Linked DNA regions of Homo sapiens: regions 2 and 3 are each linked to region 1. Evidence: read pairs that join two places in POLR2A ChIA-PET (ENCODE). Cell type or tissue: MCF 10A. All regions are shown on one strand. Each heading gives the region's core, and the rest is flanking DNA. Links, peaks and the distances in the headings are about the cores only.

Evidence for each region. Peaks named below come from ENCODE experiments on the same cell type or tissue, not always from the same donor. Only the 100,000 strongest peaks of a DNase experiment are listed, where the experiment ranks them.
Region 2: POLR2A ChIA-PET joins it to region 1 with 7 read pairs; 7 of 35 experiments call an interaction of 5 or more read pairs at or near these places.
Region 3: POLR2A ChIA-PET joins it to region 1 with 7 read pairs; 7 of 35 experiments call an interaction of 5 or more read pairs at or near these places.

Annotation. Positions count from the first base shown.
Region 1 is chr20:10,656,814-10,665,057 of GRCh38, reverse strand. It overlaps JAG1 (jagged canonical Notch ligand 1), which reads left to right. Exons shown (of 26, transcript NM_000214.3): 3 at 1,044-1,095; 4 at 6,336-6,590. Among named protein-coding and RNA genes, the nearest start is that of MIR6870, 11 kb to the right of the region's middle. In MCF 10A, for the core only: no CTCF peak of the experiment used is centred there; a DNase peak (open chromatin) is centred at 4,187.
Region 2 is chr20:10,499,460-10,507,703 of GRCh38, reverse strand. The region is part of intron 2 of SLX4IP (SLX4 interacting protein); the gene reads right to left. Among named protein-coding and RNA genes, the nearest start is that of SLX4IP, 68 kb to the right of the region's middle. RefSeq lists an enhancer at 361-500. In MCF 10A, for the core only: no CTCF peak of the experiment used is centred there; DNase peaks (open chromatin) are centred at 2,193 and 2,633.
Region 3 is chr20:10,508,801-10,517,044 of GRCh38, reverse strand. The region is part of intron 2 of SLX4IP (SLX4 interacting protein); the gene reads right to left. Among named protein-coding and RNA genes, the nearest start is that of SLX4IP, 78 kb to the right of the region's middle. RefSeq lists enhancers at 5,110-5,404, 5,145-5,624. In MCF 10A, for the core only: no CTCF peak of the experiment used is centred there; a DNase peak (open chromatin) is centred at 5,354.

The DNA of each region.
Region 1 (8,244 bases), core at 1,989-6,988:
TCATAACCTAGTTCATGTTCCTTGTCTACCCCACCTGCCTTGAGTACATTTCTTCAGTGCCAAGATAGCAGAAGCTTCATTTAAACGCTGGTGTTTTGTGAGACTGACCTTACTGTAAATTACGAAGGAAAATTTTAGAAAAGGAGGGAATTTGCTAATAGCTTAGGTTTGGCTGGGGGTGGGGAGGTGGAATTCTGAGATAAGCTTGGAAGATAAAAGGTGCCTTCAGTTTAACAGCTGGCATCTTGCCAGTATCCAGGGAATTTGTTTAGTTAGTAGACTCTGATTATTCTTGGAATGTTAGATCTTATTAACAGATAAGTTCATCAATAAATATAACCCATGGGTGTGCGGTTGTTTCTCCCTTTGTACTTTCTTCCCTGGGATCTGCCCCCAACTCCACCGCCCAAGTGAGGTTGACTTCTTTGTCTTGCAGAGTCACTTTGCATCTACCCCCTCCTGTTTCCTAGAGTTACCCGATACTTGTGGGAGCCAGGATGGTCTCACATAGACAGAGTTTTCAAAGGGGTTCTAAAAAGGAAAAGGGGGCCTCCCTAGAGACTGCCTCACCAGGGCCCAAAGTGTAACCTTAGCAATACCCCCTCGGTACAAATACCTGGTTAGGTTAGCTTAGAATAAATTCTTTGTGTGTGTGTGTGTGTGTGTGTGTGTGTGTGTGTGTGTTTCCTCATGCACTAGGGTCAGGGTCTGGAAAGTTTTGGGAAACTATATGCTAAATACTCTCATATCATATAGTGAGGTGGCATTTCCTGATCTCAACTTTGAGCTGCCTGCATGCATGTTGACTCCAGTGCGTCCCTGCCAGGTGAAAGGAGTCATTTGTCAACCTGGGAAGAGTGCTGACAAAGGAAGGGGAGTTGGTTTGGATTTAAACATCCAGGAACTCAATGCAACAACCAACAGAATTTTTATTTTGGCATTATGGTTTTGTTTGGTGGGGTATTCTGGGAGGCCAAGAATGTACGAGATTTTGGAAAGTCGACCCTGTTTCTGAATTGCTAAATTGTTTGTTTGTCTTGCAGAGGTCCTATACGTTGCTTGTGGAGGCGTGGGATTCCAGTAATGACACCGTTCGTAAGTATCGCTTCTGTGGACTTTTCTCTAAACACACGTGGAAGTGTGGGGCTTGGCCAACCAGTTGGAGCTGGATCTGTCTCCTTAGTACTTAGCATTTCTGCCACCTCTTGCCTTCTGTTCTCCCCTGTACCCCAGGGTGAACCTTCAGTGGAATGTATTCCTTAACTTTTCTAGGATTTTTGCTTGGAATATTAAGTGGCCAGAACAGAATCCCAGTTAACTCATTCCCTGATTATGAAACCTAGATTATCTTCGGGATAGAGATCTTAATGGTTTTACAACTTTAAAACCTTGTAGTCTGCTAAAGGATCAAAGTAGTGACTTTTTAAAAGTCCATTTAAACTTTAAGTGAGTGTTTAATCTCTCATCAGAAAGATAAAGCCATAAAGGTGGTGCTGGGCTCTAGAGACCGACCTTGAATTTCACTTGGTGGGCAGGTGAGCTTCTAGTCTCTCCGGGTTTCCCACACTGCTCCACAAACCTTTCATTGAAGCGCAATTCCAGAGCTTCACAGCCATTACCTGCCTTGTCCCTTTCTGAAAGATGGCTCTGTTTTCAGTGCAGGTTGCCTTTCAGGACTGAGGGGTTGGTTTTGGTGGATAAGCCATGGAGGATGTGATTGAAATGACATAGTCTGGCTTACAAAGTAGTCTTGCTCTTTAATTGTAACTTTACAGTGTTTTCGCTCACGAGCCGAAACTTCAAGTTCCCTTTTTGCCAGCAGAGTTTGGGTTGCGGTCGCTGGAAAACTTGATGCTCACTGAAATCTCTTGGTCTGTGCATGAGGAAGAGTGGATCCAGCTTCTTGTCTTGGCTCTCTGTTCTCTGAATGCCTTGTACTTTTTGCTTTTCTATCTTACCATTTTTTTTTGTTTGCTTTCACTGTGAATAATATATTTTCATCTTTCCTTGCCTTGCTTTTTTTTGCTGACAGAAAATGGTGAATGCACACCGTGGGTGCAGTGAGGGCTTGGTGCCTGCTACGTGGGCAGCTTCCACCTGTGGCTGGCTTATTGGGCTACTTGGAGCCACAGAATCATTGCTGAGCTCCGATGTGCCAGAGAGTCCCAGGCCATTTGGGTCACTCTTCTAGCTTGGGAATCTTAAGTCCAGCTTTTTGGATGTCATCCTCCCTGGAGGGGGAGCTCATGAAAGTCCAAGGTTCGAGTCTTCCTCCCCAGAGGGCTACCCTGTAATGCCGTGGGGGGGTGTGTGTGGGGGTGGCAGGGAAGCTCTGTCAGCCTTGGCTATGGCTGATGCCAGTCAGGGTCATAGACACCTGTTTGTTCTCCCCTCCCTGCCACAAACGTTGAGGACTGTGAACATTATGTCACTGTGACCTGCTTACAATGGTAACTAAGCGTTAGGCAGAAGGGGTTGAGGAGGGGGGAGACATAGGCTCTTCTGTAATAGTATGGTGTCGACATGGTGTTCTTTCCCCTCCCTTTTAGCTATTGAAACAATCCACCCGGTAGAGTGAACAGCTTGAGGTTGATCCTGGCCTGTGATAAGAGCCAGGTCAGTATACTTGTTAGGGACATGTGAGAGACCTCCCCGCCACACTGCAGCATTCACAGCACCTTTCCTGGACCTCCTGTCACCTCGCAGGTCAGGGAGTTATGTCCCCTGGGAACCCAGGGCTTGTCCAGAGCTACCCACAGTTGTCTGCATTTCCAGGTAGCCCGATTTTGGGGTTCTAGGATGTTTCATCTCCTGGGGGGGTAATCAAATCCCTGGAAGAGGACAAGAAAGACTGAGGTAGGAATAAAGTTCTTTTAAACCTCAAGGGTGCCCATTGCAGGTTATCAAAACTCACTTGGTGAACCCTGAAGAGGGAGATGGGTTTGGTGGAAATGGTTTCTCCACTTGCCTATTTGGCCTCTTTTATGATGCTTCCAAGGAATCTTGAATTCAGCACAGTCAAAACCAAACTCAGGATCTTCTCTTGCCAAAAGCAGTCCCTTCCCAGGGCCCCTTCTGGGTGTCTGGCACCGATATTTGAACACTCATTGCCATAAGCCAGAAATATAGAAGGCGATCTGTGTACCCCCTCTCTGTTAGCATCCATACCTAGTCCACCTCCAAGTTCTGAAAAATCTCTCCAGCTCTTCACTTGAATCTGCCTGCCTTCTGCCACTGCCCTGGTCCAAGTCACCATCTGCTCATGACTGAACTTAGAGTAGCCTTCGTCTGGTCCACCTTTATCTGCTCTGACTCACCTCTAGTGCTTTCTCCATTCTTCTGCCATCCTGGTCTTTTCAGAGCCATAACATTTGCTTGTCACCCTTATTATGAAAAACCAACCACTTGGTGGCCTTCTGTTGCTCTTGGGACAGATCTTCATGTGGCCCACAAGGCTCTGTGCAGCCCAGCTTTGTCTCCCTGCCAGCCTTGTCTTACACACCGTGTTGTCCATCGTATCTGTAGCCTGGCCATACCCTAGCAGTTGCCTTCCTATCCTCAACTACATCACATGCTTTCTGGCCTCAGGACCTTTGCACATGCTGTTTATGCTACTTGGAGTGTTTTGTTCCTTTCTTCACCCTCAGCCACTCCCTCTGGACTGCACTCCACAGGGCAGAAGCTGAGGATGTTCAGAAGCCCAAACGGAGTTGGCTGCCCTGTGGGACCCAAGCGAGTTGTAAACATTCTGGCTTCAGATGTAAATCAAAGGCAGAGCCCTGAGTTTTAGGGCAGAGAATTCCTTCTATCAGCTCTGCAGTGAGCCCTCACAGGCAGACTCGGGCCCAAATATAGCCTAGGTGCTGTTTATGTATTTGAAAGTATTTAAGGCTGGTCCTTCTGTCATCGGTCCTCCAAAGTCTTTTATTACATTTTGGGACTGTGGTATATAGAGTTCCAAATTTCTTTCTCCCCTAGAGCAAATGGTTTCAGTTTACTGTAATGCATAATAAACATGTAAACATAAATAGGCACACTTCAGACCAGGTTTTCCCTGTAGCTTAGCTTTCTCGGCTAAGGCCCCCTTCCAGGTTTTTGGGTCGGTGTGGTCCCAGGTTATGCTCAGACTCGCCCTTCATCACCTCCTCCTTGGCCTGCGAGGCGGTCATGGCTTCTTCGTGACTCATCTTCGTGGCACTGGGGATTGCAGGGAGGCATGGTGATGTCCTTTTCCAGTCACAAGGCTGGACTGCCAAACGAACTGCCACAGATTCCTTTCCAGTGCCCCAAGCTGAAGGAAAGCGTGATCAGGAAGCAGGCAGCAGACGTATTTGAACCCAGACATGCTCGACCCCCTCCCTGAGCAGGTGTGAAATTATGTATGCAGCTCCATAGCTCCACTGAGGATTCTGAAGTGATCCTCTGCACGACACTTCCCGGAAATAAGTGGAAAGCTTACTGCATGACTGAAAAGTACATATCAGTCCTGCACCCCTAGGATTGCCCTGGACTCTTGTCTAAACTGTTTGTTGTTGATACCAGCCTCAGAAGCTGGATGCCTTTAAGCCATGGCTAGTGTGTTTAACCGATCCCTTTTATGAAGATCTTGTAAGCGCGTGGTAATAGCCCACTATGCTTTTTAACTGAACCAGCAGAGCAAACATAGTTAATGGAGAGACATTTTTGTCATTCCTTGGCCTCTGTTTATTTGCAAAAACGAGTAAAGTGTTACCTGCCTGCAAGTGGTTCAGTGCGTGCCGGGGTGTCAGGCTGCAGGTATGTGAGCTTGTTCAAGGCTTGTCTTGCCCACGCAGCAGTTTGAGAGCCCTAGAGGGCGAACGCTGGGGCCCTGTTGGAAGCGGTGTGTGGATGAAGCCACCCAGGAGTCCCTTCTCTCCTGGTCACTTATAGGGCTTGCATCACTTTTTAAAGGAGCACTGGCCCGAGGCCTAGAAAAACAGCCATGTGGGTGGGTAAGAATCACAAAGACATTGCAAGTCAGTCCTAACTGTCTCTCCAAGATGGTCTTGAATTTGACAAGGTGATGAAGAGTTGGTGCTGGCAGGTTTAAGAAAACAAACACAAAACCAGGTTGGGGTGCTGATTTAGTGCCTTGCTGCCTTTTCAGATCCCTCCCCTGAACTGCTGGCACCTGATGTTTGAGCTATTTTTGTACCTGTCTCTTCTCAAACTAGATGATAAGTGGCCTCAGGGCAGGGACTACATACTCCTGAGAGCTGCTTGAGCTCGAGGTGTTTATTATCCTCAGTAAGCATTTTTTTTCAGGAGCATGACTTGGCTCAAAAAAACAAAAAGAAAAAAGAAACCCTCCCCTCAATTTACCTGTGTCTAAACTTTGGTGAATTATTCTCCCATCTGCCTTCTGGGCAGAGGAGAAAGGTGGAATGCATCAAGTTCAAGGTCTTGGTATTTAAGAGCTGGCTTTAAAGGTTGCCATGTTAACAATTGTAAAAAAAAAAAAAAAAAAAAAAAAAAAAGTAACTTAATCGTCTCCTTGGCTTCCAGTTAAGAGTTTTGAAATGGACAAAAAGCTTTTCTGAGCAAGACATAAAACCCTAAAACCAGAAATGATTGCTGACCTTTATCTGGAATAATGAAATTTCTTCAAGAGCAACATTCCATAGGGAGCTACTGTCTCTCATATGTAAAGAGCACTTGCAAGTCAGTATGGCAATGTAATAGAAAAGTTGGCAGAGAAGAGAAGCTGTTGCTGTTCACAGGAACAAATATAAATGGTTTTGTAACTACCAGAAAGGGCTCTTGCCATCACTTAGTTAAATGCTAATTAAATGAGATACCTCTTTACCTATCAGGCATAGATTAGAAGGTTTGATAATGTACAACGTTGGCAGTGTTATTGGGAAACACAGCTTCCTGGGTGGTGGGAGGACAGACTGGTAGTTTGAGACTGTGGACAGAGGTTGATTTGTTGTGCACGGACTCTGATTCAGCACTTCCATTTCTAGAGTATCTCATTGTGGGAACCATACACAGGCAGATACGTTCAAGGAATGCTCACTGTGGCTTTGTTTAATAGTAAGAAGCCCAAACGACTCACATGCACACATGTCAGGGACTAGGTAAATTATTTATTGGTGTTTCCAGACAATGAAATACTGTGTACCCATTAAAGAAGGTAAACAAGTGGTAACAGGTTGTCTCTGGGTAGGGGCATAAACTTTTCATTTCTTTGCCTTTTTTACAACAGATAGAATTTTGTAGCAGGTGCATATGTTTTTATTTTAAAAAGCCAAAATGGTCAGGGAAGAAGGCTGCAATGTGAATATTAACATGATTCATCACTTTGTCTCTAGAACCTGACAGTATTATTGAAAAGGCTTCTCACTCGGGCATGATCAACCCCAGCCGGCAGTGGCAGACGCTGAAGCAGAACACGGGCGTTGCCCACTTTGAGTATCAGATCCGCGTGACCTGTGATGACTACTACTATGGCTTTGGCTGCAATAAGTTCTGCCGCCCCAGAGATGACTTCTTTGGACACTATGCCTGTGACCAGAATGGCAACAAAACTTGCATGGAAGGCTGGATGGGCCCCGAATGTAACAGAGGTATGTGTGTGTGTGTGCATGTGCACGTGTGCCTGTTGCTTTTAGTGTCCATTTATCACCCCACCAGCAGGCAGGTGGCATGCGGCTATCTCAGGTGGGGTGGGATTTTGGCTGTTATTCTGGGCCTGCAGTATGAAGATGCGGAGTGTAGAAGATGCTGTTGGTGCCCCATCCAGATCCCCTTTACTGGCATCCCCATCCCCCAGGTGCTGTGTTGGCTGCCAACAGCTCACAGCTGCTCCTTCTCAGGAGACTCGTCCTTGGCCAAACCAGTGCATGCCCCATTCCTCCAGCTCACAGTCAGTGATTGACAGACATAGGGCTACAAAGCCCAGCTTCCTTTGCCTTAAAACAGTAGTACAATTTGCACTCTAGAGCTTACCCTGGGATTAGGCTGAAATCAGACTCCAGTTGAGACCATGTTCTTGCTCAGCTCTTTCCCCTACCCCATCTGCTTCCCTCAATTCCTTCTACCTATGTCCAGATCCCCTTCTCAGACTCTGCTTCTAAGGAACTTGACCCAAAATAGATCCAGACAGGACTAGGTCAGCCCAGTTGTTGTCTGAACAGGCTATCCTATAGGAAATGATAGCCCCTGCATTCAGGGTAGCCTTGCAGCAAGTTTTCACTAGGTGTCTTTGGGGGCATGGCTTTGATGGGGAGAGGTATGTGGTTAGCTCAAGCTTTCCTATTGGTGTAGGAGTGGGCCCACTTTTAGTCTCTGTGCTGTCTACTGTCCCAGTCCCTTTATAGAATTCAGTGATTCCAATTCATAGCAACTTGATGGGTAATTCTGTTAACTGTATAATATCCCCTCATGAGCAATAATGTACTCTGCTTATTTTACATGATAATTAGGTAAATTGTTTTGATAGACTCAATTTCAAAGTGAGTTTTTCAACCATGAGAGAGGGGTGGGTCATGGGGGAAGGAATTTACAGCTCTCCCGGGTAGTACTACTGCTTTCTTAAATAATTGGAGAGAAGAGTTTAAAAAGGATGGCATTTCTGGAATTCAAATGAAAAGGGGAATTCATTAACATATTTTAGTGTGTTTTAAAAATTAAACGACCTAACACTTAGTGTGGGTTTTTTGTTTGGTGTTTTTTTTTTTTTTTAAGATAAGGTGCTCACTTTGTCACCCATGATGGCACAATCATGGCTCACTGGAGCCTTGAACTCCTGGGTTCAAGTGATCCTCCTGCCTCAGCCTCCCAAGTAGCTGGGACTATAGGCACATGCCACCACACCCAGCTTTTTTATTTTGTGTAGACATAGTCTTGCTATGTTGTTGAGGCTGGTCTCGAACTCCTGGCCTCAAGCTATCCTTCTGCCTCAATCTCCCAAAGTGTTGGGATTATAGGCATGGGCCACTGTTGCCTGGTCTTAGAAACTGACATTTTTTAGAAGTTACTTTTTTCTTTTTTTTAAACGAAGTAGAGAATTGCTCTGCAAGGATACTTTATAAAAGTCTCACCAGATCTGGCCACCAGATTAGCCTGCCCAATGAGTCCAGCCTGGCTGGCTCTGTTAGTCCCATGGAATTTTCAAACCAGGCATTTGGTATGGGTTGTTTTTTTTTTTTTTTTTTTTTTTAAAGGCTGAGGCTCATCTGAATGTGTCCTGGTGGGATGGGGAAGGATTATCTATACCTT
Region 2 (8,244 bases), core at 189-5,188, 160 kb after region 1:
CTGTCCCAGGAGGTATGTCACTAAATCATGCATCCATGTGTCTATCCCTGCAAATACTGACTGCTTTCCTGGGCCTAGTATTTGTTGCACTGCTAGGATGCAGTGGTAAACCAGCAGATCAAATCCCAACCCTCATGAGGTTTTTGGTCCTCAGGGTAAGTTTATGCTGGGTTCATTCTTCCTCTCCTCTCTGAACTCTTATGAGATGGGCAATCAGAAGAGGGTGTCTCCTCTTCCACAACTCATTTCACACAAAGTAAAACCCAAACCCCTGCCGTGGACTATACAACCTTACCTGAGCAATCTCTTCCCACCTTTCCCACCTCATCTCCCCACTTTAAAGGGGCAGTCATAGTGGCCTCTTCCTCTCCTGTCTTGGTCTTTGGCCCTGCTGTTCCTCTGCCTGGGGCACTCCCACCTAACTCTACACATGACGGGTTCTTCACATCTTCCGGGTTTTAGTTCAAATCGCATATCCTCATTAAAAGGCACTTGCCTCCTTGCTTGTCAAAGGCACTGGCCTCCCATAGGCTTAGAACACTGTCCCTGAGACACATCTGAGCTAACTCCCTCATCTCTTCAAGTCTTCTCAAGCAGGCCTTCCCCAGCCACCTGATTTAAAATTGCAGCTTCACTTGAGATTTGCCCAGAGAGTAGAATTTAAGTGTTCTCACCGCCCCACCACACACAAAATGTGAGGTGATGAAGGTGTTAATTAGCCAGATTGCAGTAATCATTTCACAATGTGTAAGTTCATCAAATCATCACATTGTACACCTTAAATATATGCAATTTTTATTTGTCAATCATATCCCAATAAAGTCGGGAAAATAAACAAATAAAAATAAAATTGCAGCCTGTCCGTTCCCACACCCCCTGCTGCCTCACTCCTCCTGATACCTTTCACCTGGTTCTGCTTTTTCCTGTTGGATAGTACTGACTGCTTATGAACATGCTCTACAATTTATGTCTTTATTCCAGTTATTGTTTATGGTCTGTTTCCTGTACTAGAATGTGAGACCCCTAAGAGAAGAAAATGTGCATTTGTTTTGTTCACTGACACATCCTAAGGGTCTCAACAGTGCCCTTGGTAAACATCTCATGTTGAATTTCATAGCAATCATAAACATCTTCTTGTTTACCTGATTACTTATTTAGTGTTTGTTTCTCTTCAAGAGAGCCAGAGAGTTTGAGCAAACAACATAAGGCCTGTCTGTCTTGTTAAATTCACATGCCTAGCATGTAGAAAAGGATTTGACACATTTGAGGTGTTCAGTAAATTTATGAAACAAAAGAAAACACTGTCAAGCTGGGTCCAATGTGGGTTTTTCAATAAAGAAACTGCATTGTAATCCAGCCACCCATTTTCCTTTGCTTCCCTGAAAGAATCTTAGCCATCTGAAAAGGAATCATTATTTTAGCTAGCATAATCGCGATGCAAAAATAATTATTTCACTTATTCTGTACCCCAAGTTTGGAAGTCAACTACAGACTCTAATTGCTGCCTAAATCCCAGTAGTAAACAAACCAGCTTTGCATTTTATATGTTACCATGAGGTTCTCCGGGTTTGCTCCTCAGAGCCAAAGAAATGTTGACACAGTTGCACACCAAGTTTCAACATGCTGATCATGTTAAAATAGTGCACAAGAAATATTTTTCCACTTTATAAAAAGCCAGACTGTTTACATGCTTAAGTGGCCAGAGACTATGCTATCTGTGTGTGGTCCTGAAGTTTCAATATCATAACCATGAATACAAAATGGAGCAGCATGCAATAAACTAGTTTATGTAGTTTCTCAGCCAAAATGGGAATCAAGATGTTACCGTGCAAGAGCTCATAAATGGGCAGGTTAGAAAAGGGGAATAATTTTAATATATTTTTGAAAAAAAAAAGAATTAATGTAATACAACTCGGTTATATTTATACGTATATAATACAGACAAACATATTAAATAGAAGATGAGAGAGACAGAGGACAGAAATAGCTCACAAGGTCTTTGGCCAATAGATTTCTTATCAAGATCACACAGAAATATGCTGAGCACAGCATTAACTACAAGCCCAGGATCAAGTGGTAGAAAAGATCTATGAAATGGTTACCAAACACGGATCTTCAGTACAAACATGAGAGAGATGAGAGGCGTTCCTTCAGCTTGGCCCAGTAGCTGAACATAAGCCTTGTGCAACCTCCCAGGAGCACTCACCAGAGGAGGGGCCCTAAGTTCACAGTCGGGCTAAAGAAGACATGCCCTGTCTCCTATGTCTTTTCCATTTTCCGAGTAGCACTGGCTTTGGTCTACAATAATTTAGTCTTTCTTCAAGCTAGAAATAGAATTTAAGCAGGGGCTCCACCCTGTCCAGACAAGATATAAGTGAAAAGAGACCTCACAGAAAGAAAAATTATCTACATCTGACTAACTGAAGACATGCACACATTCCCAGAGTCTAGAGTTTAAATGTTCAAGACAGTTTCTGGATTCTGGGCTGTTTGCATTTATCATTCCTCTAAGTCCCCAAATGCTTCAGGTTAGTGAGGACTGCTTGTTCTCACATTTTTAATAGCTTTCTACTTGAAGAAAGTTCTCAGTACAGTGTGTCTAAACAAAAAAATAAATCACTTAATGTGAGCAGGTTCATGTTGCAACACGAAATGCCACTTCCCATTTGATTGCCAAATGCACAAACTGTTATTCTCAGTTGACTGAATAAGTGAAAGAATGGTACTTCATTAAATTTTTTTTTTTCCTGGCATTATCTTTTTTTCCTCCTACAGTTTCTTTTACAGAGTCTTCCGTGGCTATAGGTCGGAACAGTTTTCCTGTTGCTATGAGAACGGCATAAATAAGTCAAGTTTAAAATTCACTTTGGGGGTATGGAGCCGCCACAGTTCCGGCTACCTAAGCCCTCCTGGGTGTGTGTTGCGTACTCTTCCCTATAGGCAGTGGATCACAGCCATTTAACATGGCCTTCCTCCACCATGGCCCATCTTCTGGCCAGAAAAATCCCACAAGCCTCGCAGAGGCCCCCTCTAACTGCTTGGGCTTCTACACACAGACCTAGTAATGGTCTTCTGTGCTGCAAGGAGAGAAATATAAGCTCAACATTAACATTTCTCCAAGTGCAGAAATTCATGGGCCTCCCAAACTCCACCAAGCACCCTCCTACTTCCTCTACAACAATGCCACTGAGCAATGATCAAAATGAGGAGCCCTTGGAATACATTTGGAAGGGCAGAATAATGGGCCAGGAAGCGGGTCTAGGAAGGGGCTCTTTACATCCCCTGCTGTAGCCTTCCAGATCTGCCTCACCGAAGGTCCAGGGGCTCCCACAAGGGACCAGAGCTACATCTGCAGGAGGGTGGTTCTTCCTGTATTTTCAGGGCATTCTCTATTCACAATTAATCTGTCCACTCTTCCAGTGCTCCTGGACCTCAGAGACAGAAGGTATGCTTGTCTCACTTTACTGAACTGCACTCCAAGGTTTGAAGATCAAAAACCCTACTCCTAAGACAAGCCAGTCAGTGAGGACAACAGTATTTAGGGAAGCTCAAGGCTGTCAAAGGAAAGGTCAAGAGCGCTCTCCACCCTTAAAAATATCTAGGCTTTCTTCATGGCTGCTGCTTCTTTCTCACGAAGAGCATTGTGGGTTTAATTGTGGGCTGAACTGGATATCATAAGATCCAAAAGATATTAGGATAAGTCCTAACTCCCAATACCTGTGAATGTGACTTTATTTGGAAATAGTCTTTGCAGTTGTAATCAGGTTAAGATGAGCTCATTAGGGTAGATCTTTAATCCAATATGACTGTTGTTCTTCTAAGAGAAGAAGACAGAGACACAGAGAGAAGAGCTGTGTAATGACAGAGGCAAAGATTGCAATGCATTTACAAACCCAAGAAGGCCTAGGGTTGCCAACAAACACCAAAACTAGAAGAGGCAAGGAAGGATCTCCCCTAGAGCCCTCAGAGAGAAAGCATGGCCCTGCCAACACCTTGATATCAGACTTCTGGCATCCAGACCCATGAGACAATAAATATCTATTGTTTAAAGCCACCCAGTTTGTGGTTGTTTGTTACAACAGCCCTAGGAAACAAACTCAAAGAGCAAATTTTGCCTTGAGCTAAGAAACGAAGTCATGTCATTTGTGAACAGAGATGATGCCTTTCAGAGGAAAGCAAAGCTGCTTGCAAAAGCATAGGGCACACACATCAAATCCTCCCATGGCAAGGTGGCAGCAGGCTGGTCCAAAGAGCAGGTCCACAGAAAACAGCACATTTGGCTACTTCTTAAGGGTGCCTGGCAATGTCTGGCTCACACTTTCTAGGTTGCTTCAATGGTCCATCCAACCCAGCCACACCTCTAGGCCACCTATACTAAACTCTGCCAGTCAGTCACCCGCCAGCTGTTAGGGAGACTCAGTGGCTAGTTTAACCCTGTAGACCTCTGGCGGACAGCAGGCCTGAAGACTCAGAAGGACTGCATCATATACACCCTTGGGTCCTACCTTAACCTTGGCATACAGAAGAGTCCCATTCATACCCAGAGTGAACCCTGCTGATATAAGGGAATGTGGGAGGACAGATGGCAGGGTAGGCCATAGTGAGGTGGCCAACAGTTGTATCAATGCTGGAGGTGTGTCTAAGGCAGCACAAGGCACTACAACTAGAGGAGGAACCAGACTCACAGTCACCAATATCAAGGTCAAATAGCAAGAAAGATAACATGAGCCATCAGGTCTAAAGAGCCAGATGCCCATTGTGAAGGGCTACTAGAACATACTACTGGCAAATTCTCTAAATATTTACTGAGCACCTATTATGTGCCAGACATTATTTTAGGCATGGAGGATAGCAGTGAATAAACCAGGTAAAAATCCCTGTCTTCATGAAGCTTGCATTAGAATAGAGACAGACCAAAAAGAAAAAAAAAAAGGAAACTATTTAGCCCATTAGATGATGACTTGAGTATGATGAAAAAGAATAAGGCAGAGAACAAGACAGAAAATTTTGGGGAGGGGGCAGTTAACAGAGTAAATGGGGTGGTCAAGGAAAGCCTCAAAGAGAAAATGATGCCCAAAGAGAGGGAGTACACGCTGCAAATATCTGGGGGAAGAGCATTGTAGGCAGCAGGAGTAGTAAACACAAAGGCTGTGAAAAGGAGGCTGGCATCTTCGAAGAAGTCCTGTGAGGTTGAAAGTGAGTGGGTTTGTGAGCGGGGACATGTGAGTGTGCATGCACATGCACAGAGAAGAGTCAGATCGGAAGGCCTGAGGGCATGGGCTTTGCCTCTACATAAGATGGCCTGGATCAATACCCCAGCATTGGAGCCGAGGAGTGATGGGATCTGACTGGTGTTTCACAGGATCCTCTGCTGCTATGTAGAGGGCAGGCTGAAGGGAGGCGAGGGCACAGAGACCAGGTAGTGCAGAAACACATGGGCCTCCCAACTCCTCCGAGCATCTGCAGTGCCTCCCACTTCCTACACAGAAATGCCACAGAGCAATAATTAAATGGAAGCCATCTCTCCTCACTTAAAGGGGTAAGTGCCTCACCTTTACTAGCACTGAGGATTACAAATCTTTGCCAGTGGTGTGCAGTTACTTAACCCCCTTGAGTATCTATGCTTAAGAAAAAATGAATAAGCCGCCGTTTCGGCCCCACCCAGTGAAAAATCTGCCAATAATTGGCTTATTGAAACTAAATGCAAACCAAAGATCACATCTAGGTTTATTTAAAGACAAACGGTGTGCTCTCATCAGAGTACTGTAAGCAATGTGCCCATTACATTTTTACATAGGCATTCAAAACATGCATATAAAAGTAGTACATTTGCTTAAAAGTCTTATAACAAAATACTAGATTTTTTTTAAAAAGTTGTCTGCGTCTCGGAAGAAAATGAAAGGAAATGAATACATTTTGACACGAACTTTTCTTCATGGCCACAACAATTCTTGTTTCACCACCAGACTGCTTTAAGTCTGTTTGTCTGGGTAAGTAGAAGCAAGGAAAACCTGCCATCTGGCATGACTGCCATCTCTTTGTGGCCACACAATAAGTCTTGGGCAACTCTGCCTGCTGCCCTCGAGAACCAAGTGGGGTGGCAACAGCGGAGAGGAGGTAAAACAAGGAGGCTTCTGTGGAGGCAGAAGTATTTATCATGAGCAGTTCCGCCTCTGAAGGAAGGAGATTGCTGTGGGGGCTGAGCACTTTATTGCTGGGCCCCAGCTTTTTGGCAACTGCAAACAGTCAACTTGCAGCTCTTTGGGGAAGGTGAATTTACAGATGAGGACAGCTCCTTTTTTAGCTCTGGTTCCTTTACTACTCATTAGCATCTTTTTTTGAAAGGATAGACTGTGGGGGGAGGGGAGAACAAATAAGAACCAAATGTAAATTAAAGCATTAGTTTCTTTTGGAGTATAGCGGAAATTTTTCTGCACTGATTATACATACATTATTATATAATGTCATTATTACTCCCTCCACCATCACTAGCATTTCTAAATATGGTAATATTATATAACTACAATGTTTTTCACCTATTTTTGCCATCATCATTGTAAGTACATATGGCTAAACTTGTGCTTCATATGGGAACTTTCGCGATTTATTTTCAGGTGTAATTCCTGTAACTAAGCCACCAACTAGTTTCATCAAATATCACCATGGCAGTGGGGAAGGAAGCCTACACCAAATGAACACATGAAAACACTGGTTCTACAGGATTCTAATGCATTATCTCCCTGCAGACATGGCCTTAATCTGTGCTTATGTAACACACTCTGCATTCAGCCTGAGTTTGGAAGCATTTCCAACAAGAACATTATCCATAAAACAAAACTGGTTGCAAATTAGAATCCTGAAATGAGTACCTGAGACATCATGAGGGGCAAAGCATGCAATGGTAGACCCTTACAAATGTTCATATTTTTATTTACTTATTTTATTTATTTTTTGAGACAGGGTCTCGCTCTGTCATCCAGGCTAGAGTGCAGAGGTGCAGTCATAGCTCATGCAGCCTCGACCTCCTGGGCTCAAGGAATCCTCCCACCTCGGCTTTCCTAGTAGCTGGGACTACAGGTGTGCACCACCACGCATGGTTAATTTTTTAATTTTTTTGCAGAGACAGGATTTTGCTATGTTGCCCAGGCTGGTCTTAATTTCCTGGACTCAAAGGATCCACCTGCCTCAGCCTCCCAAAGTGCTAGAACTATAGGTATGAGCCACCATGCCTGGCCCCATCTTTTTCCACACATGAAGAGAACCACACATAGAACTTTAACACATCAGTGGCTCATGCCTGTAATCCAAGCACTTTCGGAGGCCAAGGTGGGTGGGTCACTTGAGGTCAGGAGTCCAAAACTAGCCTGGCAAACATGGTGAAACCTCGTCTCTACTAAAAATACAAAAAATTAGCCGGGTGTGGTGGCGGGCACCTGTAATCGCAACTCAGGAGGCTGAGGCAAGAGAATTGCTTGAACAATTCAGAGGTTGCAGTGAGCTGAGATTGCACCATTGCACTCCAGCCTGGGCAACAGAGTGAGACTCAGTCTCAAAAAAAAAAAAAAAAAAAAAAGAATTTTGACACATAACATCATAAATTCAAAGTCTTCCCCATCTATCTAAACCCAGAGCTCAGACCACAATGTCTAATAAAGGGACAGGGTTCTACATAATCTTCTGGTCTCCTGACAAAAGAGGTGTTTCTTAAATAAGTCATCTAATAATTGTACAATAACCATGTTTTAACCACAGCTTTTCTTTTTCCAACTTTGACATGTACCATTTCCTTGAATTCAGTTATTGGGTTTATTTGTATTTTTGACAGCAGTCATTATCATGATTAGCTATACATAGATTTACTCTTCTAGATCCAGTTAAACCCAGGTTATAGATTATAACAGACCTAGAATATTTAACTTTTATCATTTTGACTTTTAAAGGACTACATTTTAAAAATATCTTTTATCTCCAATCAAATGGATACTATGCTATCCTCTGTGAAAGGAGGGTAAATAATGACCTTGTTCTCATGTATAGTCATACCTTTCAGCATTTTCACGGACATCAAAAAATTTGTCTTGTCTGTAGGTAATACTACTAATATATTTAAATATTTCCTGTGCCAGGAATACAAATGGGAAGATGAAGCACATTGATTTTCATGAAAATTATCATTCATACAACAGACACTGTTTTTCAAGCAATAACCCATTACTGGATCCTGAAATCAGCTTACTGATTTAC
Region 3 (8,244 bases), core at 2,980-7,979, 150 kb after region 1:
TCCCATGCTCATTCAAATACATTAGTCCAGCAGGTTTTAAGTTGCAGGTTGACCTAAAAGATAATCTTGATCTCAAAATAAATCTACTAAATATTGTATAGATTGAAGGGAAAGAAAAGGAGACCTCTCTGAGAAGCAATACCATATTTGGACTTAGGAATCCACTGGGATGTAAAACATAGACAAAATTATGGGCCACTTTAGAACAAAGCTATAACAGCCCAGACATTTTTTCATTCTGTGAAAGGGAAAGATGAATAAAAGCCAATGGAGACAACCTAACCCACTTTGAAATTTTCTTTGCTGATGCCAGCAAATTCCTTCTGAAAAAAATCACAGCAGCAAACTTATTATTACTTGATATTTCTATCACAGCTGTCTTTGATGGGGTGAGCTTCTGAGGTTTTCCGTGTTAGACCCATCTTAATGAAGAAGGGCTATAAAGCAATGAATCTGATTTGTTACAAAACATCTCAGAACAGACACTTACAAACAAGCATACGTCTTAGAAGGCAGAATGCTCATTCCTCAGTGCTGCCAACCCACAGCAATTTCTTTTCTGTAACAGCCTAAGATTCAGTTTATAAGCCTCAGTAGAAGACAAACCTCATTACCTTAGAATCATACCTCAGCTTTGCTCAATAACATTAATCAACATTAATCTGTTGAAGATTAATAAGGTGATTTTCTCTGAGTTGAAAAACTAAACTTACTTTCTCTGAGCTAAAAAAACTAAACCTTTCCTCAAAGAATAAAAACTTGCTAGCATTGACATTTTGTGTATGTGTGTACCTACCCATGCCTAGGAAGGCACCACTATCCCAGATACTAAGGTGCAGATAAAAATAGCCTCACGAGGCCAGGCATGGAGGCTCACACCTGTAGTCCCAGCATTTTGGGAGGCCGAGGTAGGCAGCTCCCTTGAGCTCAGAAATTAGAAACCAGTCCAGACAGCATGGTGAAACCCCGTCTCTACAAAAACACAAAAATTAGCCAGGTGTGGTAGCACATGCCTGTATTCTCAGCTTCTCGAGAGGCTGAGGTGGGAGGATCACTTGAGCCCTGGAGGCAGAGGCTACAGTGAGCTATGATCACGCCAGTGTACTCCAACCCAGGTAACAGAGCAAGACCAAGTCTCAAAACAACAACCACAACAACAAAAAAACCTCAAGTAACATGTGAGAGAGCTGTTCTCACACAGCAAAATCAGGTGTAAAGACTTTATCTCTCTTAAAATATCAGCTTTCAGAAAGAAATAATCATCTGATACCAACCATACAAATACACCTAAAAGCAAAGTTTTTAAATTTAAAAAAGTTACCATTCAGATAGAATATTCAGGCTAGTGAACTAAATGAGCTATGCTTATGCCATGAATTTCATCCAGAAGACATCATTTCCTTCCAAATACCTGAGAAATAACAGTTTCTTAAGTCCTTAATGTATGCACACTATAATTGTAAGTGTTTTGACTGGATCTCATTTGGAGTAAGGAGCCAACACTTTTAAATAAGCCAAAACAAAGTAAAACTGGTAATTACATTATAGGACTTTATCCTTGTTTTAATACTTTCTTTCTGAGCTTTGGAAAGCAACTATATCACTTCAAAGGCACACCTGTTTCACCAGAAAATAATTTCTCAAAAACATGCTTCAGCTAGGTCTGGCACGGTGGCTCATGCCTGTAATCCCAGCACTTTGGGAGGCTGAAGTTGGCAGATCATCTGAGATCAGGAGTTCGAGAACAGCCTGGCCAACATGGTGAAACCCCGTCGCTACTAAAAATATAAAAATTAGCTGGGCATGGTGGCAGCTGCCTGTAATCCCAGCGACTTGGGAGGCTGAGGCAGGAGAACAGGTTGAACTCAAGAGGTGGAGGCTGCAGTGAGTCGAGATTGCACCACTGCATTCAAGCCTGGGTGACAAGAGTAAGACTCCGTCTCAAAAAAAAAAAAAAAAAAAAAAGCTTCAACTTACAAATAAATGTGAATTTAACAAAAGACGCATCGACCTTCAATTCTGCCCCTCAAGAGTGTCCTATTTTCTAAAATACTTCAAAAATGGCCAAATCCAAATTGTCCACATTCCCAAAGAAGAGATCTTGAAGCCAGAGAGTCCTGTGTTCCAAAGTTGGTTTTGCTGCCAATCCTACTAAAAATTGCTTAACCTGACATACAGCGGATGCAACAGGGTGGTGGGACACTTCTCCACCTAAAAAATACAAAACTATAAAGGAAATGTACAAAGCACTACATTAATACTCACCCTATTTCTGTTGTCTCTTCTTACATAAAAACTACTTTCACAATATGCTACTTGCTCCTAGGCTTATGAAGCTCAAACCTTTCAAAGCTGCTTAGAAGAATTTCTCTCAATTTGACACAAGTTAACTTGACAGAGAAGAAATACATTTTTTAACCACATTAAGGCTCCCAAGTGGCCCATTAAAAGTGTTTGTAATTATTAGTACAGTTATTAAATACTTAATGCATTGTACAGAGGGTGATCCTTCCGTGCTACAAGAACTTTAACTTCAGCATAATCTGACCAGAATGCTCAAACAGGAAAGCTAACTGTTTGCAGATTTTTGCACTTGGTGCCCTAATGTCAGTTAAAATGTGGAATACAAGAGGAAAGAATTTAGCCAAGAGCTTAACAGAACAGAGAAAGAAGTTGGGGCAAGAGTCAGGCAAACAGGAAACATCCTCTCATTTGTCCTGATGCCAAAACGAACTTAAGACAGTTGTCCTGGGGCAACATTCAAAATCTGGGAAAATGCACCAAATAGAATACACCTCAAAGGATACATTTTAAAAAGTTGGGGCCAGGAGGCATATTCACCGGTTTCCCACTCTCACCTCCCACTCCCCGGTAGAGTTTTGTAACCAAACCTAGAGGCACCCTTCTTTGCACTTTTCTTTGAATGAGTAGCTTGCAAAAGCTCCAAATGACTGTCCTCATTGTGGTTAGGGTCACTGCTTTGGAAAATGTACAAAAAAATACCACCCAGAAATAATAAGAGCTGATGGGAATTATTTTTAAAGATTTCCTTTTGGCATAGGTTTATCTAAAGAAGGCAACTCCCCTCCCTTTGAAAATTATGTACAACTTGGTGTTCTCCTTAAATCACTGAGCTAGAAGTAGGGGGCCTAAAGTATAAGAGTCCAGAGACTAGTGTGGGCCACTCTCCCTCCACTGTCCTCGCTAGAAGCCACAGGTGTCCCACAGAGATGCACATCTTAAGTGCCAGGCAGATGCTGTGCTGCATACTGACTACTCTGCTGCAGAGGGGCAATGGCCAGTGATAGGCACAGCTAGGACTCCTCCAGTCCTTCTAGCCCTTGGGCCCAGCCAGACAAAACCCTGGGAATGCCAGAGGCAGCTCTAATGCAAAAGGCAGCCTCCTACTCTTCCTAAATCCAAGGATGCCCTTGCCCACCTGGCATCTTCTGCCCTCAAGTCTCTCCAGTGCCCTGAGATTTCTCTTAACCAGCAGGCCTAAGGATTTTGTAATGAAAAGGTGCAGCTAATACCCCCGACTTCCATGATGTTTGTACCTAAGATGGATAGGATGAGAGGTATGTCTTCCACCTCTTAACCTCATCCCAATCTTCTCCTGCTTTGATTTGACTGATTTATTAGATTTAATTATTTCACACCTGTTCAATCTCCCAGCTTGGGTTCTGGAGCCAGACAGTGTAGGCCTGAATCCAAACCAAATTTCCAGCTCTGTGACCCTAGGCAAATTTCCTAAGCTTCTGTGCTTCAGTTTCCTCGTCAGTAAAACTGAAATAATAATCATACTTAACTCCTGGGGTTAGCAGCTGTTTCCTAAGATAGGCCATATATAAAGCCTTTGGTACAGTGTCCAGCACACAGGCACTACTCCCAAAAAGTAAGCTAGGGATGCTCCTCTAGGAGGTCTTCGTTTTCCCTCCTTGAGTTTTCCTTCACTGCCAGGACCTCTTCCTGGACTAGGACAGGATAGAAATCTATGGAAAAGTCACCTGATGCAGAAAAGTTCTGTTGTAACAAAAAATGACTGACCATGGTAAGGACATAAACCAAAGTTTCTATTTCACCTTAGTCTCATTAAGAAATTTAAAGTGGCTGGGTGTGGTGACTCACACCTGAAATTCTACCACTTTGGGAAGCTAAGGCAGGAGGGAGAAGTGCTTGAAGCCAGGAGTTCAAGACCAGCCTAGGCAATAACAACAACAACTATATATATATATATATATATATATATATATATATATATATATAGAGTGTGTGTGTGTATATATATACATAAAATATATATACACAATACATATACTATATATAAAATATATATACACTATATATACTATATATAAAATATATATACACAATATATATACTATATATAAAAAATACTATATATACTATATATAATATATAATACTATATATATTTTATATATATATAATGTATATATACACACACCTATATATATATAAAATTAGACAGGGATGGTGGGGCACAGCTGTAGTCCTAGCTACTTGGAAGGCTGAGGCAGGAGATCATTTGAGCCCAGAAGAGGTATGATTGTACCACTGAACTCCAGCCTGGTTGACAGAGCAAAACCCATCTCTTTAAAAAAAAATACTTAAAGTGACATAATACCAGGATGACAATACGTTAATTTATTGACCAAGACATTTTTGAAACTAAAAAGGGGTGCTATTAATAATTATAACAAAACATCTAGGATTCTCCTACTTAGCACCCACTTGTAAATTCTTTCTCATTATCAAGAAAAACCCCATTAAGTGAAAATTATAAGCCAAGGTCAAAACCCAGCTGTTGCCTGTTTTTGCAAATAACATTTTACTAGAACACAGCCATGCTCACTTGTTTACATATTGCCTATGTCTGCTTTTGTGCAATAATGGCAGAGATGAGTTAATGCAACAGAAACTCTATCACTCACAAAGTCTAAAGGATGTATTATTTGGCTATTTACAGAAAAATTTTGCCAACCCCTGTTCTAGACTCAAGTAACTCAGAGACATTGCTTTCCAATCCCATAATCTCACATTTGTATGCTATTATCTGACAAGAAAAAAATACCAAATTACTTCTCTTATGATAGGCATGAGTTTTTACTATGCAACAATTTCATGTTAAATTTCAATAAATTTTAGTTTCATACTTAATGAACATTATTACACATGGAATGGTCAAAGGAACTCAACTATTTACTAGAGAAGAAGAAAACCACTGTGGTCTCCACACACAGGAAGGGCTGTCACGTGAAGAGGGTGAGTCAGCACCGTGTGGTGACTCAGCACTCTGCTCTCAGTCTGGCCACCTAACTGTGGGTCCTTACGTTTTCCAAGTGTCATCTGCGAAGCTGGGGTAGTAAGAGTACTTTCCTCACAGGGAGGTGGTGAGCATCAAAGAAGATGGAACACGTCCAGCTGCTGTACTGCTTTTCTTAAATTAGTCATTTGTGCTTGCTGTTACTGGTGAAGAGCTGGACATACTCTGCTGGCAAAATTAAAACAGCTGGAGGTAGGTTTCAAGGAGGCAGATTTCAGCTTTCAGCTCAACTTAAGGAAAAGCCTGATCGCCTTACTGTCTGCCTGGGAGTCAGGTGAACAGACAGTCTCATGGAGTTCAACATCCCTGACAGTATCCCTAGGGCAGTGTGAGCCCCATGGCATGGAGGATTCAGAAGGGATTGCAGGAGAGTGAGGATCTGACTAAGACTGCCAGTGCCATGTGTTTTTATCTGAGACTATGATGAAGAAAGCTTTGGGAACGCACACCATCAGCCCCATCTTAAGAACGGGGAAATATGTAGGATACACCAGAGAGTAAATAGGTGTCAGCAGATTATGAGAACAACATATTGCAAACTTTTTAAGTTTTAAAGGACCACCATCAACTCAGAACAGAATAAGGACACAACTTGGTTCCATTTTGCCAAAAAGGTAAATGGAGGGACAAGAACACGGCACCAAAGCCAGGTTCTCTGATAAAGTCACCCGGGAAGCGGCCCTGTCTCCAACAACAGGCCCAGTGGTTTTGGCTGGCAGGGTCCTTCAAAGGTACAGTGTGCCCAATTCATGCTGCGTCCATTCACCCTGGGCCCATTAATAATTTGCCAGGCACCGCCGGGTGCGATGGCTCACGCCTGTAATCCCAGCACTTTGGGAGGCCAAGGTAGGTGGATCATGAGGTCGAGAGATCGAGACCATCCTGGCGAACATGGTGAAACCCTGTCTCTACTAAAAATACAAAAAGTTAGACATGCATGGTGGTGGGCGCCTGTAGTCCCAGCTACTTGGGAGGCTGAGGCGGGACAATCACTTGAACCCGGGAGGTGGAGGTTGCAGTGAGCCGAGATTGCGCCACTGCAGTCCAGTCTGGTGACAGAGCGAGACTGCATCTCAAAAAAAAAAAAAATAATAAAAATAATAATAATAATAATAATAACAACAATAATTTGCAAGGCACCTAAGGCCATGGCCAGGCTCTCTTTCACTGCAGCTTGCTCTATCTTTAGTAGAGCTGGACAGGCTCCACCAGCAGGGCTCCGTGCTCCCCGCTGATACTAGCAGGAAGCAAGATACTTGACTGCACAATGGGCCTGTGGCCCCAGCTGCCCATTATCCAGGATGAAAGGTGTGTGTGGCCACAAGGAGTATGGCTCATGCACTCTTTAGCACCCTAAGGGCTTGGGGATCATTTGTTCAGTCTGAATACAAATCAAGGGTAAAAACCACATGGCAGTGTCACAGACATGACAGATGTAGTATCCAGTGCATGGACGGCACACAGCCTCTTTCCCTTCACCAATCAAGAAGAGTGACTAGTAAATGCTTTGACCATTTTCTTCTTTTAAAAAGGAAATTTTAAAAATTTAAAATTATATTGTTATTCTTCCTTTTAATTCTGCCTGTTTGACTTAATATTATAACATTAGGCTCAAAAATGACCAGTGACTTTTTCAATGACCTTGTTATTTAAAATTCTGTACACAGAATGTTAATAGCTGCATAATATTCTATTATATTGCTGTGTCAAAATTTATTCATCAGGCTGGTGCAGTGGCTCACACCTGTAATCCCAGCAATTTGGGAGGCCGAGGCAGAAGTTTGAGGCCAGCCTGGGCAGCAAAGCAAGGCCCTGCCTCTAAAGAAATTTTTAAAATTAAAAAATAGTTAGGCATGGTGGTACACACCTGTAGTCCCAGATACTGGGAAAGCCGAAGGGGAGGACTGCTTGAGCCAGGGCTTTGTAGTGAGCTATGATCGCACCACTGCATTCCAGCCTGGGCAAGAAAGTGAGACTCTGTGGCTTAAAAAAAAAAAAAAAATGTATTCATCATCCCAATGCGGGACCAACTGTCCCCATTTTTTCACCACTGTAAACAATGCTGCAATGAACATCTTTCTGGATGGATCTTCGTCCACATAGTGAATCAGCTGCAAACTACTTTTCTTTAACAGGAAGAGAATCTGGTCTGTATCAAGGCGATATCCTACCACACTTGGGAAATGAGGTACAGGAGAGCGACCCTCTACTTTATAGTGTTGCCAAGGCTGTCCAACTTACTGGTTCAGATAAATTACAGCCCAAAATCAGAGCAATTTCACCCATGGTGGTCACTGTTCCACAGTGGGGACGGTGCTCTGCTGGTGACTATCAACTCGGTGATCTCAGTCATTTTCCATTCAGGGCTTTAGTTTCTTCAACTGCAAAACTATAAGCTGGAATGAGATTATCTCCATGTTCCCCACTATCTTTATAATTGAATAACAGAAATAATTGAAAGACCCGGGAACAACAATTTCACAGTCAGAGTACCCTAATGCTGAATTACAACCTGATGCCAACTACCATGGCAGTTAAAAGAGACTCCGTGCCCCTGGCACTAGGTCAGACGTTGTGGGTAGAATCACAGGGGAAAGGGAGTGACACCCTGACTCGGAGTGGGAGGAGGGAGATTAACCCATCACAGAGCTACTAAGGAATGCTTACAGAGCCTCACATAGCAGCACTGACCTCAGCATGATTCTCTTGGGAAGGCCATAAATCCAAATGTGTCTGCCAGCCAGTATCAAAATGTCAGGCTGGGATGTCTAACAGACACCCCAAGTTAGGCCCCAGGGTCTGCAGGGAACCCTCAGTGGAGAGCCACTCACTGGGAGTCGTCTTTGGCTGTACCCAGAATTTACTTAATTTGACTATCTCCTTTCCCAGGCCCCAGCG